Regions from separate parts of the Homo sapiens genome. Here region 2 is linked to region 1. Evidence: chromatin loops called from intact Hi-C (ENCODE). Cell type or tissue: Caco-2. All regions are shown on one strand. Links, peaks and the distances in the headings refer to the core of each region. The heading gives the core; the rest is flanking DNA.

Evidence for each region. Hi-C counts contacts between places; a loop is a spot of excess contacts. Peaks named below come from ENCODE experiments on the same cell type or tissue, not always from the same donor. Only the 100,000 strongest peaks of a DNase experiment are listed, where the experiment ranks them.
Region 2: a loop joins it to region 1, with 3 times the contacts of the local background. A loop is called at or near these places in 2 of 110 quality-filtered maps.

What each region holds. Positions count from the first base shown.
Region 1 is chr14:46,485,803-46,494,573 of GRCh38, reverse strand. All of the region lies in intron 3 of LINC00871 (long intergenic non-protein coding RNA 871), which reads right to left. LOC124903309 (a long non-coding RNA gene) reads left to right here. Exons shown (of 11, transcript XR_007064146.1): 8 at 2,653-2,846; 9 at 3,105-3,186; 10 at 5,267-5,377; 11 at 6,358-7,553. Among named protein-coding and RNA genes, the nearest start is that of RPL10L, 160 kb to the left of the region's middle. In Caco-2, for the core only: a CTCF peak has its summit at 3,983 (motif pointing left); a DNase peak (open chromatin) is centred at 3,963.
Region 2 is chr14:46,583,328-46,592,098 of GRCh38, reverse strand. It overlaps LOC124903309 (a long non-coding RNA gene), which reads left to right and starts at 6,446. Exons shown (of 11, transcript XR_007064146.1): 1 at 6,446-7,833; 2 at 8,521-8,648. In Caco-2, for the core only: no CTCF peak of the experiment used is centred there; no DNase peak of the experiment used is centred there.

The sequences.
Region 1 (8,771 bases), core at 152-8,151:
CTCAAGTATCTGTCATTTGCAAAGTAAAACCGCTTCCAAAAATTTAAATTAAAAAAAATAACATTTATACTGTAGTGACTATCTTCTCCCTTCACAGTAAAATTCTTTAAAAAAAAATCCTCCAGAAACAAAAAACAGTAAAACTGACTATGTTTCCTCTCATTCACCTCATTTACCCCTCAACAATGATAATCAACTTTCTGTTCTCACCACCAATAGCTGAAATTGCTTTCATCCAAACCATTGACAGCTTACGTGTTCTTAAATAAAATAGAAACTTTGACCTCTCTACAGCATTTGACATTATTTACATTGACTCTTTGGAAAGCTTCTCTCCCTCACTTTTTCTCCCTCTCTTATGACCTTTCAAGTTTTGGATTTCTCTATTCCTTTTGGCTCCTACTTTGCATTTTATTTTAAGTTTTTCATTGATCATCTCGCTCCATAAAGAGATTGTAACTATTTAGTATTAATGATGATGCAGAGGGGGAAGTGAGCAGTCACAAGCATTTCTTGTCAGACTTTAAAATTAGTTTAACTGTTTGGAAGGGCTATTTGGCAGTATTTATCAAGATGTAACATGAGTAAAGGTCATGAGTGAAGTATCTGGATATCTAGGGCATCTAGCAGTTTGAAATTTCTGGGCTACAACCATCAAACAGTAGTATTTTTCTTTACTACTTCTAATCACACTGCACTCAATTTCTTTTGCCAGCTGAGTAGCAGTCCCTTTCATTACAACCAGGACATGTCCAGAACTTTCCAGTTAATTACAGTTTAAATTTTATCTCAAATCTACATTTTTATATTACTCGATTGAACTATATTTTATGTACAATAAACTATATATGTCAAGTACATAATTGGGTAAGTTTTGGAATATGCGATACACTTGTGAAATAACTGCAATCAAGACAGTACACACTTCTTTCACTCCCCCGAATTTTCCATGTTCTTCTTTGCAATCAACCTGATCTTCCCATCACTCCTGTCCCCAGCCAATTACTGATCTACATAGGTCAGATTGCATTTTCTAGAAATTCTTGTAAATGCAATCATATATTATGTGTGCTTTCTGTATCCGACTTATTTCATTTAGCGTAATTATTTTGTGATTCATCCATGTTGTTACATGTGTTGATAATTCATTTTTTATTGCCAAGTAGTATTTCATTCTATGGAAAACATTTTGATACATTTATTTGTGGATAGATGTTTGGGCTATTTCCAGTTTTGAGCTTTTACAAATAATGTAGCTGTAAACATTTATCTACAAAAATTGATAGAGACATATGATTTCATCTCTCTTGGATAAATATGCCTGGGTTTCATATAAACATGTAATAAGCATATGTTTAAATTTTTATAAAATTGCCAAGCTGTTTTTCAAAGTAGCTGGGCTCTTTTACATTCCCACCAGCAATATATGAGAGTTCCAGTTGCTCTACATCTTTACCAACACTTGGCACAGGCAGACTTTTTCAGTATTCTATTGAACATACTTTGATTTTATGTTCTTACATTGATAGATGTTTGGGTTATCTCCAATTTTTTTGTTATTGTAAATGAAAGGCCTATAAACACGTTTCCAAATCTTTGTCATGACATATACTTTCATTTTGTTTTAACGTTGATAATTTTGGACTATGGCACTGTGGATAGTATGTTGTATTCAATCCAGGATCTTTTATATTCCTCTAAGTTGATGCTTTTGTTTTAGCTAATAATTCATCTTTTCAAGTCATTCTGTTAGCTCAGTCTCATCTTCTGTGGATGCTTGTTCGAATCTCCATCCTATTATTTAAGCCTTTGCTGAAGTGATTGATTTGAGTTCGTCCCCAATGATGTGGTTTATGGATCAATTTGAGATTGTGTGCATATGCAGAATCATGGGATCTCATCCTCCATTTTTTCTCTCCTGTGAGAATTCCCCTCACTTTCTGACAGCTGGCCATGGTTGTCCAGGATCCTTTTCCTTTTTTCTATGTCCAGAAAGTAAGTGAGGTTTTTAGCAAAATTAGCTGCCTGTGATGAGCTGCTCTGTGTCTGTGGTCAGCCTGCAGGGAAAAACTGCAAGAAAATGGGAAATTGACTACTTTTTTGTCATTTATCTAAGTTTGACTCCACTGAATCACTGAATACTTAGCTAGTTGTTTTTGTTTTGTTTTGTCTGGAGTTTGTAGTTGCTCTCAGTGGGAAAGATGATCTGAATGAGGGGTTATATTATCGCACTGAATGCCAGTATCTCAAATCCAATTATAAGACTATGTCCTACCCTTTCTCAGAACAGGTTAAAGTATGGCTTGAGGTACTCAGATGGTGGAGGGGCATTATCTACTCTTTAAGTCCCCTTTACATTCTTCTTTTCTGGTAATGGAGCAGGGTAGAGTACTGAAAAATACAAAATATTGATAAAATATTTGTATCTTATTGGCATTTACTTATCCCTCTTTACTGGTTACTTTCTTTCTTATCCTGGATGGTCCATTGGCATTTTTAAATCAACCACCGTTGACAAGTATGTTTGTCAGGGCAAACTCTTTTTACATCGTGGTTTATAAAGAAGGCTGGTGCTGGCAAGGAGTGGGCTTGAGGACCTGAATGTTTGCAGATGTACAGCTGTGAATGGGATGCTCATTTTCCCTTCCTCAGGCATCTTCAAATTCAGAGAATCCTTCTGGATTTTTGGACTTTTTTCTCCCTCAACGTGGATTAAATGTTGGACTTTTCTCACTCAACTTGGATTGAATGTTGTCATAGAGATCTAACAGCAAGTGAACTAATGCTGATTCAAAGACACCAAGAGAGGGGGCGAAATGGAAGGTGTGAAATCACAGAAACCAAGGGTAAGCAAAATCATATGAGCATACTCCCAATTTATGAAGGAAAAGTTTCAGTATTCTTTGGCAGGCTGACAACTCACAATTACAATGTTCTTTCTTTCTCCTCCTATTTAGTACTCATTCTAAGGAAGGATTGGGCCACCTCTAAATCATTTTAAGAGAAAGACTAGTCCCAGATTTCTATAGTATAGTTTTCCATAGATTGTGAATTTGTATCTAGGCATGAGAAAAGTCTCACTTGATATCATGCTACATTTCCAGGAATGAAAAACTGCAAATAAATAAGCCATCACTTGATATCCTGCTACATCTCCAGGAATAAAAAGCTGGAAATAAATAAGCCGTAAGTAGAGAAATGGTTAAACAAATTCCAGTGTTTCAATGCTATGAAATACTATTCAACAGTTAACAAGTCTGAGGAAGAAACATGTATACTTACATGGAAGAATAACTATATAACATAATTGGTAAAATAGCAATTTATGGAACAAATTGAGGAGTATGTTCTCATTTTTTGCAAAAATCATATGCACTTATATTCATGCATTTACCCTTCTTCTCCATTTACTTGCCAGAGATATTTGGGCAAGGTATTCAACCTCTCTATCTCTGTTATCTCATCTATGAAAGAAATATAAAAATTTTCACAAGACAGAATAATAATAAAACAATTGAAACATAAATGTTCTGACTTGTTATAATCAAGAATGAATGAGTATAATTACAATAATTTATCATGAAATAAACGACTACTCAAAAGCATTCTAGCCATTTGTGTTAGAATTGTCAGATGGGTTCTGAGTAAAAGAGATGTGTGTACATAATTGCAGCTAATGAGGCATTGTTTTAAAGCCACCTCCGCACCACCAGAGAAGTAAGAGAGAACTTTAGAGTCTCAATGGCTGCATGACTTCATGTGTAATGAAGTTATATAATTCTTTCCAGGTTGTATTCAGTTCTAGCTACCTAGTAATCATGTTCTCACCTCACCAGCAGGTGTTCAATGCCTAGAGCTCTATAGTTTCCTTTGCAGTGATTCAATTATTCTGTTTCTGCTTTTATGTCTACTGACAATTTCAGTGATCACCTACTCTCTCTCCCCTATTGCTCCCCCTTGTGGCTTTTGCTTACCCATGGTTTCTGTGGTTTCACAGCTTCCATTTTTACCCTCTCTTGGTTTCTTAAGTCTGTGTTAGTTCACTTCTGGTTAGATCTCTATGTCAACATTCAATCCTTGACCCTCAACAGACACAATTTAGTTCATTCAGTCACTAGGTAGTATAGAATCTTTGTTCACCTGTCAGAGCAGGTTTGGCTGCCCATACCAATGAGATGTGGCAATATCACATTGTGAAATACCAGGTAATTTATATATAAGAACTCCTTCCAAACAGAAAGTGGAAGTGACAGAGATTACGTGGTTTCTAGGGAGAACTCCCTTACCTGAACTTTTTTTTCCCTTGCATTACATGGGAAGAAGTGTCTTGTATGCCGGAAGGTCATTCTTGTGGCTGATGTGGAAAATTCATTCTGATAGTTCTGTAATTTTTATCAGCAAGACAATAAGAATTTTGAAAAATATAAATTGTTAATATTTAACTTAGCTTTAAACTGTTGATAAAGTTAAGTTCACTTCTTGTTAAATCTCTGACCCCCAACCAAGAGTTATAATTGTTCAGTCAGTATGTTAGTAGTACAGAATCTCTATTTTAATCCAAGAACTCTCCCATAACTCACAAATGTATTCCTATAATTAGCTGAATGACAATCTACTAGGCTAAATTTGGATTCAAATAAAAATTCTTGTAGTTTCCACATAAAACAAAATAAATTATTTTTAAGTAAATTTCTTAATTTTTAAAAATTTTACTTACAAAATCATCAGAGATTGGCTGAAGTTCAAATATTGCTAACATGCCTATTTTTATCACATTCAAATTTTAATTTTATCACATTCAAATTTTAAAGTTATTATTCCAAAATTATATTTTATGCCACCCTTGGTTTTTTAACATAGATAAATCTCTTAAACAAATGTCTTATTTTTTTAATTTAGTTTAAAAATAACCCTACATTTATTTTACCTGGCCAATTATTTTTACATTTTATTGTTAGAATATGCTCTTAACTATAATGATTGGTAATTCACAGTGCCAATATATCACAATATATTCCTGCTTATTTATAAGAATTCCAGGAAACGAAGTTTACTGAGAAGCAGTGCAAAGGTAAATTGATGCAAAAGTATTGCTTTCTTCATTTGGAGATCTCTGTTGATTTAGGGTTGGGTTATTTTCAAATACAAAAAAAAAATTATCATTCAATAAGACAGAGCTAAAAACTGTGTTATGCAGCCTGGGCATGCGCAATAGCAAAAGCTTTTACTTCTAACAACACCTGGAATAAATGATTCTTCCCCTCAGAGCCAAGAAGATTGATACATGACTGGAGCCTGAATGGTAGAACTTTTTCAGAAGTGAGGAGTCTGTTGGCCCAGAAGATCTGCGGTAAGATCTGCCTCAACATACCTTACTGTAAGTGGTCAAATTTGAAGCCCTCTAATCAGACCCTGCCAAGCCAACATTCCTAAATCCTTTCTCTTGACCTCTGATCTCTTAAAATGTGCCCCACACTTCAAATTGGGTACATATATTTAAGCTCAACATTAGCCTTTCAACTGGCTGTTTTTGCAATACAGCTTTTCTTGAAAGCCAGAACCATAGGTATTAATTTCTGTGAGCATTGGGCTATAAGCCTATTTGCTCTGTAACAGGAGCCTGCTATAAAAAGGTAAAAAAAAAAAAAAAAAAAAAAGTTCTACTACGCTCAACACAAAGTCATCTAATACGGCTTTAAGCTTGGAACTCTAACAAACATGAATGGAGAAAACAAGACAGTAGAGATCATCGAGGAGGTTTTTATGGGACAGATTGCCTACATTCTGTTACCCACGCCTTACTCCCACAGCTGTATCTACCTGTTAAAGAGGCTCAAAAATGTAATTTTGTTCCAGATTAGAAGAAAAGAGAAATAGCTTACATTTCCATTTCATTCTCCCAGCTATACTTAAAAACCACTCATTTCCTTCCCAAGTGAGCCAATGCAGAGAACCAGTAGTAGTCACTGGCCCAGCTCAGTCAATGCTCAGGAATTTCGGATTGTAGACATATCCTCTTTAACAGGTCAAGGCATGGCTCCACGCAGCCCAGCAATTACGAACTAGAAAGAAGTTATCTGATCCCCATATACAAAACCCAATAATACTATTCGATTATTTAAATATTTCCACTTTGGATGAATATTTAGCAACGTGGAGAAATGCTCATGACCTCATAAGCAACAATGAGTAACAACAAATGATATATATAACCCTACCTAAAATATTAATTCAATTGTGTTTGTATTAAAGGAGAGAAAAAGAATGAAAAATAAGTAACATTTGTATTTGGATAGTAATTTTTGTGGTTTTCTTTATGCAATTGGATACTAAATGTGAATTTTCTTCTTTGTTCAGCATTTTTTTCAAAGAGACTCTAGAGTCTAAAATGAACAACCAATCAATTCTACAAACATTGCATCATGAGGAGTTGCTGCACCTCTTCTCCAGGATTTGCAAAACGTGTAGTCCAAATCGAGTTCGGCTAGAACTGGTCTGTCATCAAGATATGGCTCATGAAAGAGATTGGTGTTTAGGAGGCTGGGAAAAGGAAATATTTTGAGAGACTTCATGTGCTCCGCACATGGAGGTGGCTTCCTTTTGCCTCAGGTGAAGGGAGCTTCAACAAGATCACTCAGAGTTTGATCAATGATCTTAGAATTTGCAGAACATAGGGACTGCCATTTGACTCACCCTTTAGAAGTCAGGAGGAAAGGTTACGTGGCTGGCACTTCTCATGTCTGGGAAGGAACAACTGTGAAGTGCTGACCTAGACGAATGTTGCACTTCCGCTGATGAGTAGGCAATGGCGAATGTTTTCCAGGGTCCAAATGTGGACCCGGCAACAGAGAGGCTGTCTGTAATCACTTTATAAGAGACACTAACAACAATGACCACTGGGACTAAAGAGAGCACAACGGAAGTAGTTCTGCCAGAAGGGCTGAGGAGAGGGCTGAGCAACCACCCTCAGGGGAGGCAGACCCACATCAAAGACATCTCAGCAGTCCCTTTCCCATGAAAGAAAGAGCTAGAAATTGTCCATTTGACACACACACAAACCAGATCCCAGATTGCAATTGATTCAGATAATGAAAAGCTTGTTCTTTTCACTTGCTGTTCTAGCCTAACCATGTAGGTGTCAGAAGCAGTTGTAGGCTAGGAGAGAAGTCGGAGCAATACAGAAGCCAGTTCTGCCTTTGCCTCAAGATCCACTGTCCACTCAGAGGCAGGCTGGCACATGGGGGATGAGAACATTCCAAGAAAGATGTGAATCTGGAATTTTCATTTATGCAGTAGATGGGGATTTACTACTGAAAGGAACATGTTTTGGCAACTAATAGTGACCAAAAGAATTTGTACTTACTAAAAATTATCTTAAAAGCATGGGATTACCCTAGCATTTTGTTTCAGAAACTGAAATTAACAGAAAACTATAAAATTACTTTCTGCCTGAAACCTAAGAAGGTGAACTCATGCCAGAAACCAGTTACATTCACAATTACCTGGATTTTGTTATTTCCTACAATGAATAAAACTTATTATAAAGCAGAAAAGCCATCGCTGTTTGTGTACATGTTTGTGCGTGTGTGCACATGCATGTGTGTATCAGACGTGTATCAGTGTAACCACCTGATGTCAAGACAAATGATCAATTCTGACAATTCAGTACCAAATGTCAAACTAGATGTTTGGCATGAGGTAGGTATAAACAAACAACTTCAGCATTGACTGAATTTTTAACATTTCAACCAGTTATCTGAATGTCATGGAGATCAAAATATGGAATGTGGTGACCTAAAATCTTTAGCCAAAAGGTTGAGCTTTGCAGAAGCTTGCATTTTATGCATTATAGATTAATTTGCTAACTAACTAAACAATTTTGCCCTGCTTAGCCTTTTAGTCATTCATAGGAATCTCACCGGGTGCAGATAAAAAGTTCACAACAATTAGTTTTCAACTAATATTTTAGCACACTATAGCACAATGATTATTTTGCAATAATCAGCACCAAGATTAGAATACATAATTTATCCAAAGCTACAAATTAACTATCTCACATTTTTTTTCTCCCAACAAAATATACAGTAATCCTGAATTCCCTATTGAACTACTTAAAAGTTCTGCAATTATACCAACAGAGGCGAAGGAAAAAGTATCAACATCTATGCATACTTTTGCTGTGTAGTAAGAGCTGTTTTTATTCCCTAACCTTTGTCTCATACTTCACAGCAAATATGTGAAAATACTACCATTAATAAGCTTCTTGGATCTTTCTTTATTTGCTTTAACTTTTTTCTTTTATCTCTCTCTTTCAATACACATTTTTCTGAACACCTGGTAAATGTGTGGTATCTTTTAGGTGATAAGGATACATAAATAAAGGCAAAGTTATGAAAAATGCTGGACATCACTAATCATTAGAGAATTGCAAATCAAAACCACAATGAGATACCATCTCATAACAGTTAGAATGACTGCTACTAAAAAGTCAAAAAATAGCAGATGCTGGCAAGGTTGCAGAGAAAAGGGAACCCTTATACATTGCTGGTGGGACTGTAAATTAGTCCAGCTGCCCTGAAAAGGAGTGTGACAATTATTTCTCAAAGAACCTGAAACGGAAATATCATTTGACCCAGCAATCACATTACAGGATATATACCCAAAAGAATACCCAAAAGAATATATATTGCTCTGCCATAAAGGCACATGCATGCATATGTCCGTTGTAGTACTATTCACAACAGCAAAGACATGGAATCAACCTAAATACC
Region 2 (8,771 bases), core at 500-8,499, 97 kb before region 1:
TAAACATGAAGGTATATGTGGAAAAACACTGTAAAGAAAGAATCCTTAAGACTTAGCAAATAATTAGCTATATGGAATGTGGACTTAGAACTAAACAAGAAATTTCTAAGAATTTCAACCTAGATGACAAAGAAAATGGTGAGGACAGAGTAGAGAAAATTCAGGTATAAAATATAATGTTCAGAAAAAGTGACATTTCAGTATCACTTTCTGTTTTTGTTTTTTGAGACAGAGTCTCATTCTGTCACCCCGGCTGAAGTGCAGTGGCATGATCTTGGCTTACTACAACCTCCACCTTCTGGGTTCAAGGAGAGTAGCTGGGACTACAGGCCTGCGCCGCCACACCCGAATAATTTTTGTATTTTTACTAGAGACAGGGTTTTGCCATGTTGGCCAGGCTGGTCTTGAACTCTTGACTTCAAGTGATCTGCCTGCCACGACCTCCCAAAGTGCTGGGATTACAGGCTGAGCCACCGCGCCTAGCCTGAAGTTTCACTTTCACTTTTGAAATGAAATTGTCATTTCACTTAGGATGCATTGCAATTAATATGTTAACACTAAAAAGCTTTCAAGCAGTTTATTGGATATAAGCAGTTTATTGGAAAATCTTAAATCCAAGATACATTCCTGATTCAGAAATCGATAAGTAATATTTTATTTTATTTTATTTTATTTTATTTTATTTTATTTTATTTTATTTTATTTTATTTTATTTGAGGCAGAGTCTAGCTCTGTCACCCAGGCAGAAGTGCAGTGGCAGGATCATGGCTCATTGCAGCCTTGACCTCCTGGGCTCAAGCAATCCTAGTTTTAAATTTTTTTTTTTTTTTTTGTAGAGACAAGGTCTCACTATGTTGCCAGGCTGGTCTCAAATTCCTGGGCTCAAGCGATTCATCCTGCCTTGAGCTCCCGAAGTATTGGAATTATAGGCATGAGCTATTGGGCCTGGCCTGTAAGTAATTTTAAATTACACTAATTGATAAATTAAAAATATAAATCTGTATAGTTAGCATAAATACAAGCATAAGGAAAAGAACTAAAAATGGCTTTAGGTAATAAATTAATTAAGCAAGTTTGGAATGTATACCATTAATTGTTAAAAGTCATTTATATTATTGTATGCAAGTAACATGAAACATGAAAATAAAAGGAGCTTTATTTTCAATGGTGAATAGAATTGGTTTGAGACTAATTTAACTTAAGCTAGGCTATTTATTCAAAACCAATTATAAAACACTAATGAAAAAATTAAGAAAGATAAAGACATGAATAATTATAAGATTTTGATCGTTGCTGGGAAGACTAAATATGGTAAGGATGACAGCACCCCTGAGTTAATATATAGACAAGTCCGTTTCTAGTTAACATTCTTGTGATACATTTCATAAAACTTGCATCAAAGAAAGTAAACTCCTGCTGGAAAAGCAAGCAAAAGTTCTTTTCTTTTTTTTAAGGTATTGGCAGTAGACATGCCCTTCAAAATTTTTGAAGTATATTAAAAATTTAACTTCTCTAACATGTGCAGTATTATATTTCAACAGAAAAGACAATAATCTGTTTTCCAAAAATTAATGTTTCAAAAAATTAATTCAAACTTTTATACTAAGCTTAAGCAAAGAGATAAAATCAGCAATGAGAAAGTGTTTCATTAAGCAAATATTAGTATAATTAAATATGAGAATGGGGACAATGTGAAATAGATCCGATACCACATGTCATAATGTATGCTGGATAAATACATAATATATATATTAAAACAAAATAATAAAAAATCATTCTTACAATGAAGATACATACAATATTTTTAATAAATCAGAAGGATGGCTATATATTATATTCTGGTATATGTATACAATAAAATATAATGAAAATAAATATTAAAAGAAAAGCAAATAAATCAGGAAAATACTTACAAATATAACATAACAGAGAATAGCAATTATCCAAATGCAAAGACTGTATTAAGCTATGTTAATCTAATTGACCAATTATACTTGAAAAATAGAAAAAAAAGTTCAATTGAAATGTATAGCTTTTTGTTAGATATTTACATGTTTGTCTACACAAGTATTTTGTAAGCTTTTTGAGTCAGAATTTACAACACACTAGTGTTTTTATCCCAAAACAATTAATAGAATGCCCAAAATATGCTAGTTGAGTTGAGTAAAAAAAGTGGATTAGTTCAAAGTATAAAGGAAACTCATGTTCTCATTAACAAATAAAAAATAAAAAGCAAATAAAAATAATACTGTATAAGAACCAGTAATTTTTTTTCAACAATGGAATTACTCTCAGAAATTTAAGCAAATAAAGAATTGTTTGGATATTATGTGGAGGGGCTCGTATAGTCAAAGAAAAGCTACTGAAGTAGGCTCAGTAAAGGCCAAGAGTAATACAGCTCTGGGGATCTTGCTATTGAAACTAAAACACAATCTTACCGAGTGTGCATCCACCAGCGTAAATCAGTTGGAGTCATTTTTAGTCTTCAGGTCAATGTTTAATGTTTAGGGAAGAGCCTGTGGTAGGTTGGCCTACTCGAACCATGTGGATGTAGAGTAGGGAAATACTGATTTTGCAAAACCTCTGACTATTACTAGAACAGTGAGAAAGATACTGAACAGCCCAAAGCAATAAGGTTATGTATAGATATCGTTATTCACCTATTTAAAATAATAAAGATAAATTGTGTGTAATTTAGATATACTTACATGTTGACAGTAGCACTGTAAATATCATCAATCTTTTAGGAGAGCCAATTTCTTATATGTAATATGTCCTAAAGAAAATTACTCACATACGGTATTTCCCCAATAAAATACTCCTTGGGAAATGTACTCCATGGAACTTGTCCCCTACTTCCTCTGTCCCTTATTTTATCAAAATATTTTGAGAAGTGATATTTATTACTTTGAATATGAAAAAACACTCAAATGGCCCATAAGACATGTCTAAGCAAATTGATTCTGCATAATATGAAACAGTAACTGTGAACAATGAAAATCCCTCAAGACAATGAGGCAGGAAAATGGGGTCCCGAGGCAGGGAACATAAGGCCAATTCACACTTCAGCTATGACAGGAAATATCATCTCTATAGGGTATAGGCCAAGTAAATGACTTTGTAACTTTACTTCATCTTCTTCATTTACATAGGGCTTACCCCAAGTAACCAATGGAATCCTCTAGAGGGTATTTAAGCTCCCCAAAATTCTTTAATGGGGCCCTTGAGCCCCTTTGCTCGGGCTCACTCCCACACTGTGGAGTGTACTTTCATTTTCAATAAATCCCTGCATTCCTTCCTTACTTTGTGCATTTTGTCCAATTCTTTCTTCAAGACACCAAGAACCTGGACACCCTCCCCTGGTCACATGTTTTGGTGATCCAGCCAGGAGGAGGAGGTAAGCCCTAAGTTTGGGACTTAGTTTTCTCCTGTCTCCTTTTCCCTTTTGCTGCATACTGGGGAATCAATCTCTCTCTCTCTCTCTCTCTCTCCTTTCCAACTCAGGACTTTTGGTGGGAAGTACCTAAACGTGGAAGCAACTGCAGGTTTCTGGCCATGGCCAATGAAATTAAGGGGTTTCCATGAGGAGAAGCCTAACTGCCACCACCCAGATAACTTGAGGGACCTGGGTCTTTTTCATTTTTGTCCTCTCTTTCTTTTTCAGCCTTTCAGCAGCTGTTTCCTAGTAGCTCCTTGGAAATTGAGGGCAGTCGGCTGGGGTCCCTACCTGGTATTCCCTAAAGGCCTAGGAATGAATGGAAATAATTGCCCTGCCCAGAGCGGGAAGGACTCTTTTTTTTTTTTTTTTTAATCTTTTCTGCCCTTGGTCACTGATCACTACATGTGGTGCAGCTCATAGCAAACTTGCACATTTTTCAGGCTATTTATACCTTCTTATCTTATGCTAAATTCTTCCTTTCCCCTATTCACCTGGCTAAGGGCAAAAGAAACCCACCCAAACTTCAGTTCCTATCATTAAAGTTCATGGAATGGGAAGCATGGGAAGGTGTGGCTTTATCAAATTATAAGAATGCTGAAAGTTGGGAATTACACCCAGGTACCAAAGGAAAGCTCATTGTAGGCTCTGGAGGGAAAGCATGTAAAGTGGCACCAGTGCCCACCTAAGGTCAGAGACTACTGACACTAAGATTGGACCCCACAGGAGGACACTCTGGGGGATCCAGTGTACCTCAACCCCTCCAAAGAGGATGCTCTTGGCATAGGTTCTGAGGTCTAGTATTAAAAGTATTAAACCCTCCTTAGAATTTTCTCTCATCATTGCAATGCTTTTTGGCCCCAATATTGTTTTGAATCTGGAGTTTACGGTCTACTCGGTAGTGGGATGGCATTGCATGTATCCAGGCTCTTGTGCTGCTGTCCTAAGCAGGGGGCCTAGTTAACATGTGACACCCTCCTTTGGTACTATTTGGCCCGAGTACTCTTTGGAGTCTGGGGAGGTTTGGCCCCTAAAAATGAAACTGCCATGGAGACTGCTTTACCCGAAATTTTGGTTCACAGCCTTCATTGGATTATCTATTGGGGCGAAGTAAAACTGGCAAGCTCATATTGCTGTCTCATGGCTGAGGTTCCAAGCTATTGGATCTTCGTTTATGTGTGTCCATACATGTCTAGATGTGTTTATTTGTATGTACACTTATTGTTATATGTTGTGTCTACCAAACTGGCTTATAAGTAAAATAAGTCTAAGCATTTTTCAAGTTCACGTGACTTAAAGTATAACTTTACTGAACAAGCTAGCTTTAAATTTTTGGTGGAATAAAAATAGAAATGCCTTCGGAATTGTCAGCATACATTTTGTCTGAATTTTATGTTTGTCTTTGCTAGATATTTTTAAATGTCAGTGTTAATTTCAAGCTGAGAACTGCTTGGGGTGAGCTTGCCTCCCATTCTGTTCAAAGTCTCACTGAGATAAATGCATATCTGATTACTTCCTTTGGAAAGGCTAATCAGAAACTCAAAAGAATGCAACTGTTTGTCTCCCACCTACCTGTGATCTGAAAGTCCTCAAACTCCCTCCCCAACTCGATTTGTCCTGCCTTTCCAAACAAATCAATGTTCATTTTACCTATGTGGATTGATGGTTCATGTCTCCCTTGTTAAAAGTGAAAATTAGGGCTAGGCACAGTGGCTTAAGCCTGTAATCCCAGCACTTTGGGAGGCCGAGGCAGGCGGATTGCTTGAGGCCAGGAATTCAAGACCAGTCTGGCCAAGATGGTGAAACCCTGTCTCTACTAAAAATACAAAAAGCCTGGCATGGTGACCCACGCCTGTAATCCCAGCTACTCGGGAGGCTGAGGCAGGAGAATCGCTTTAACCTGGGAGGCAGCGGTTGCAGCGAGTCAAGATCTCACCACTACACTCCAGCCTGGGCCACAGAGTGAGACTCTGTTACAAAAAAAAAAAGTAAAAATTAAGTACAGTGAATGGGATAAATATTTTAGGTTAACTTTTTGTGTAAATTAAAATCTTAAACTTATTTTTGATGCTCATTTAATATCTGGGTCATTTCCAATTAAGAAAGGATTATGATATGGGAAATATGTTTCTAAAATTGTGGAATAGTTCTGATCTATAAATGCTCATATCTGATAGGTCAGGATTTCTTGCTTTTTAGGGTTTCACTAAAGTTTTAGGTTACTAAGGATAAAAATTCTAGTTCTAAGGACAAAAATTCTGTATACAAAATGTGCCATAAAGGGTTATGTTATTAGTGAAAAAAGAATAATTTTGTCTAATTCAGAAGTTATCTAAAAGTTAGTTCAAATTACAGATTTGCAAAGGTTACTTATGAAACAGTGTAGTTAGGAGTTATTAAGTAGGGGAGAAAGATGTGGAAAAAGTTTAAATAATAAAATATATATTTTTTTGAGATGGAGTCTCGCTCTGTCACCCAGGCTGGATTGCAGTGGCGCTATCTCGGCTCACTGCAACCTCCACCTCCTGGGTTCACGCCATTCTCCTGCCTCAGCCTCCCAAGTAGCTGGGACTACAGGCGCCTGCCACCGCGCCCGGCTAATTTTTTCGTATTTTTTAGTAGAGACGGGATTTCACCATGGTCTCGATCTCCTGACCTCATGATCCACCTGCCTTGGCCTCCCAAAGTGCTGGGATTACAGGCGTGAGCCACCTCGCCCAGCCTAATAAAATGTTTTTTAAAACCTGGTAGAGAATTGGAGACATTTGGCTAATTAACACTTTCATAGTTAAAGCTCTTAATCTTGATTAAAGTAAATTAAAGTAAAATAAGAAGTGTCCAGGTGTGGTGGTGTGCACCCATAATCCCAGCTACTCAGGAGGCTGAGGCAGGAGAATCGCTTGAACCTGGGAGATGGAGGTTGCAGTGAGCCAAGATCATGCCACTGCACTCCAGCCTGGGCAACAGAGCGAGACTCCATCTAAAAAAAAAAAAAAGAGAAATGCATTGGCAGTTTGGCAATTCATTTTTTAATATAGTTAAGCATGAAGCTGGATTTAGTGTGAGGCCAAGTTTCATATACGTGCCTGCATTGCTTCACACTATATTTGCCATTTTGTGTGGATAGTGTTAGAGTACTTATTGGTCATGTGCCTAAAGTGAATTTCTTGATTGCACAGGAGATATGACAATATTGGTGAACGTAAGGGTATTTAATTGTGTATTAGGAATAAAATACTTATTATGTGGGTTTTCTGAGACCCTAGGTAACACTGTAGTCTTCAGGGTAAATTAAGTAGAAAAATTTAGGGTTGGTTTCCTGTTTGTTTTAGCTTCTAGTTTTCATTTGTTTGCTGTTTACTCTTCATTTATCTTAAATTCCTAGGCTACCTTTGGCCCACAAGAACTGATAGAGCACATCAGACTTTTAACCTTAAACTAACTTTGGATTTTAGGCTTCCTGATACTTTAAGTGTATTGAGCATACTTTCATAAATGGAATTTGAATCATATTTCTCTCTCTCTGCCTAATTGGTCCAAAATTTGTAAACTGTGAATATTCTTAACTCATGGCAATGTGTTTGTTTGCATACAGTCAAGCAGGGTCACTAGGGCTGCTCAGGGAGAGAGAGCCCAGGAACCTGGCATGCCAGCAAAAGGGTAAGAATTTCTTACCAGCCAGTCTCTGGCCTCTTTCTCTCTATGTAAACTGGTTAAATAAAAGGTATAAGTCACCTGTTTATCTCCTCTGTAAAGTTTTACATTAATTTGTTTAATAATAAGAGCTTAAATCAAATACTTTGTCAGAAAAGTGAAAAACATAATGTCTTTTATTTAGTTCATGTGACTTGAGTAATCTTTTGGGAAATAAACAGTTTTAAAGATTATTGGTAAAATACAAATGTCTTCAAAATGTAAACATGTGGTCTAAATTATGTTCAAATCTTAGGTTTTCTAAATACTTTAAAGTCATAAACTGTTTCTTTGGCTTTTGAAAATTGTTTAACTTGCCTGCTTTCCAGCTAGGTAAGGCCTGGGGACATGTGGAGTTGGCCACATCTCTCTAGCTATGCTGGAGATAGTCAAACCTTTTCAGAACATAACTTTCCAGGTTTTATGTTAAAATTGCTAAGAGTTGCCTTTGTAACATGCAATTATGACTACTAGAAACAATTTTACATGCAAGGTATGTAAGAACAGTAAATTGTGTTTTTTTTCCCTGTAAAAGGTTACAAAAGGTTTTTGCTTCTTTAAAATTTCTGAGTCATCATTTTGGCAAAATATATAATTTATGGGAATCTGGAATTCCAAAGTCAAACTTCAGTTTCAAAATTCTCTTTCTGAATGCCTGGCTTTTTGGATGGATCAGAGAGCCCCTGAAAACATCCAGAAAAGAGGTAAACAGAATTATTTGACATTTTTAGGTACATGGGATTGCTAAAATGATGTTCAGTCTTCTTTAGGTTATATTTTTGTGAATAATGCTAATATATGTTCCAAAATTGCATGGGATTTCTAAAATTCTAATGTCTAAGTATGGTTATTATGTTATTGTAATAACCAAATTAAATAATTAAATTAAATAACCACAGGAATAACTAAATTTCCTTGTCAGTGCTATGCACCTAATTTGGAAAAACTGGTATTCAAGAGCATAGAAGTCTAATGTTGATTAAGTATGGACTCATGGAGAACCAGATGGCCTTCTTGTCCTTCCTGAGTCCTTAAAGCTCTTATTATTAAAAGTTCTGCATTCCATGACTCATCATGGAAAAGATAAAATGATCCAGATTGAATACAATGGTGTAGTGACTTACAAATTACTAAAATAGTTTATTATCAGTGTTTGGTCCTATATGCCTGGGAAAACAATTAAAGCTTCAGGTACATTTGGTCACCTGGTGGGCCATTTAAACCTTTTATAAAGGGATTTCATTCAATTGTTATTTTCCATGCATGTTTTCTGGTTGTATAAAGCTTTCCCATGCGAGAGGGCTGATGTTGTAACAGTAGATTATTATGCAACAGTGTATTTTCAGCAGGTGAAAAAGCTTTTTATGTTTTGGATCTTCCGAAAACATCAGCGAAAGACTGTCCTTGCCATCCAGACTACAACAAAAACTTTAGGACCTTGAAGTTTGGGTTCATAATCTCATAAATGAGAAGGGTCCCTCTACACTCTCAGAACTGTACACCCGTTGGAACCCTTAAGGTAAAACTAACCAGGGAAATGTCTTCCAAGAAAAAGATGGAATCCTTAATGTGAATAGCTTTTCCCAAGTTGGCAGATGAAGACTTCTATCATGAAACTCTTATCTTTGAATATTTTCCCTTG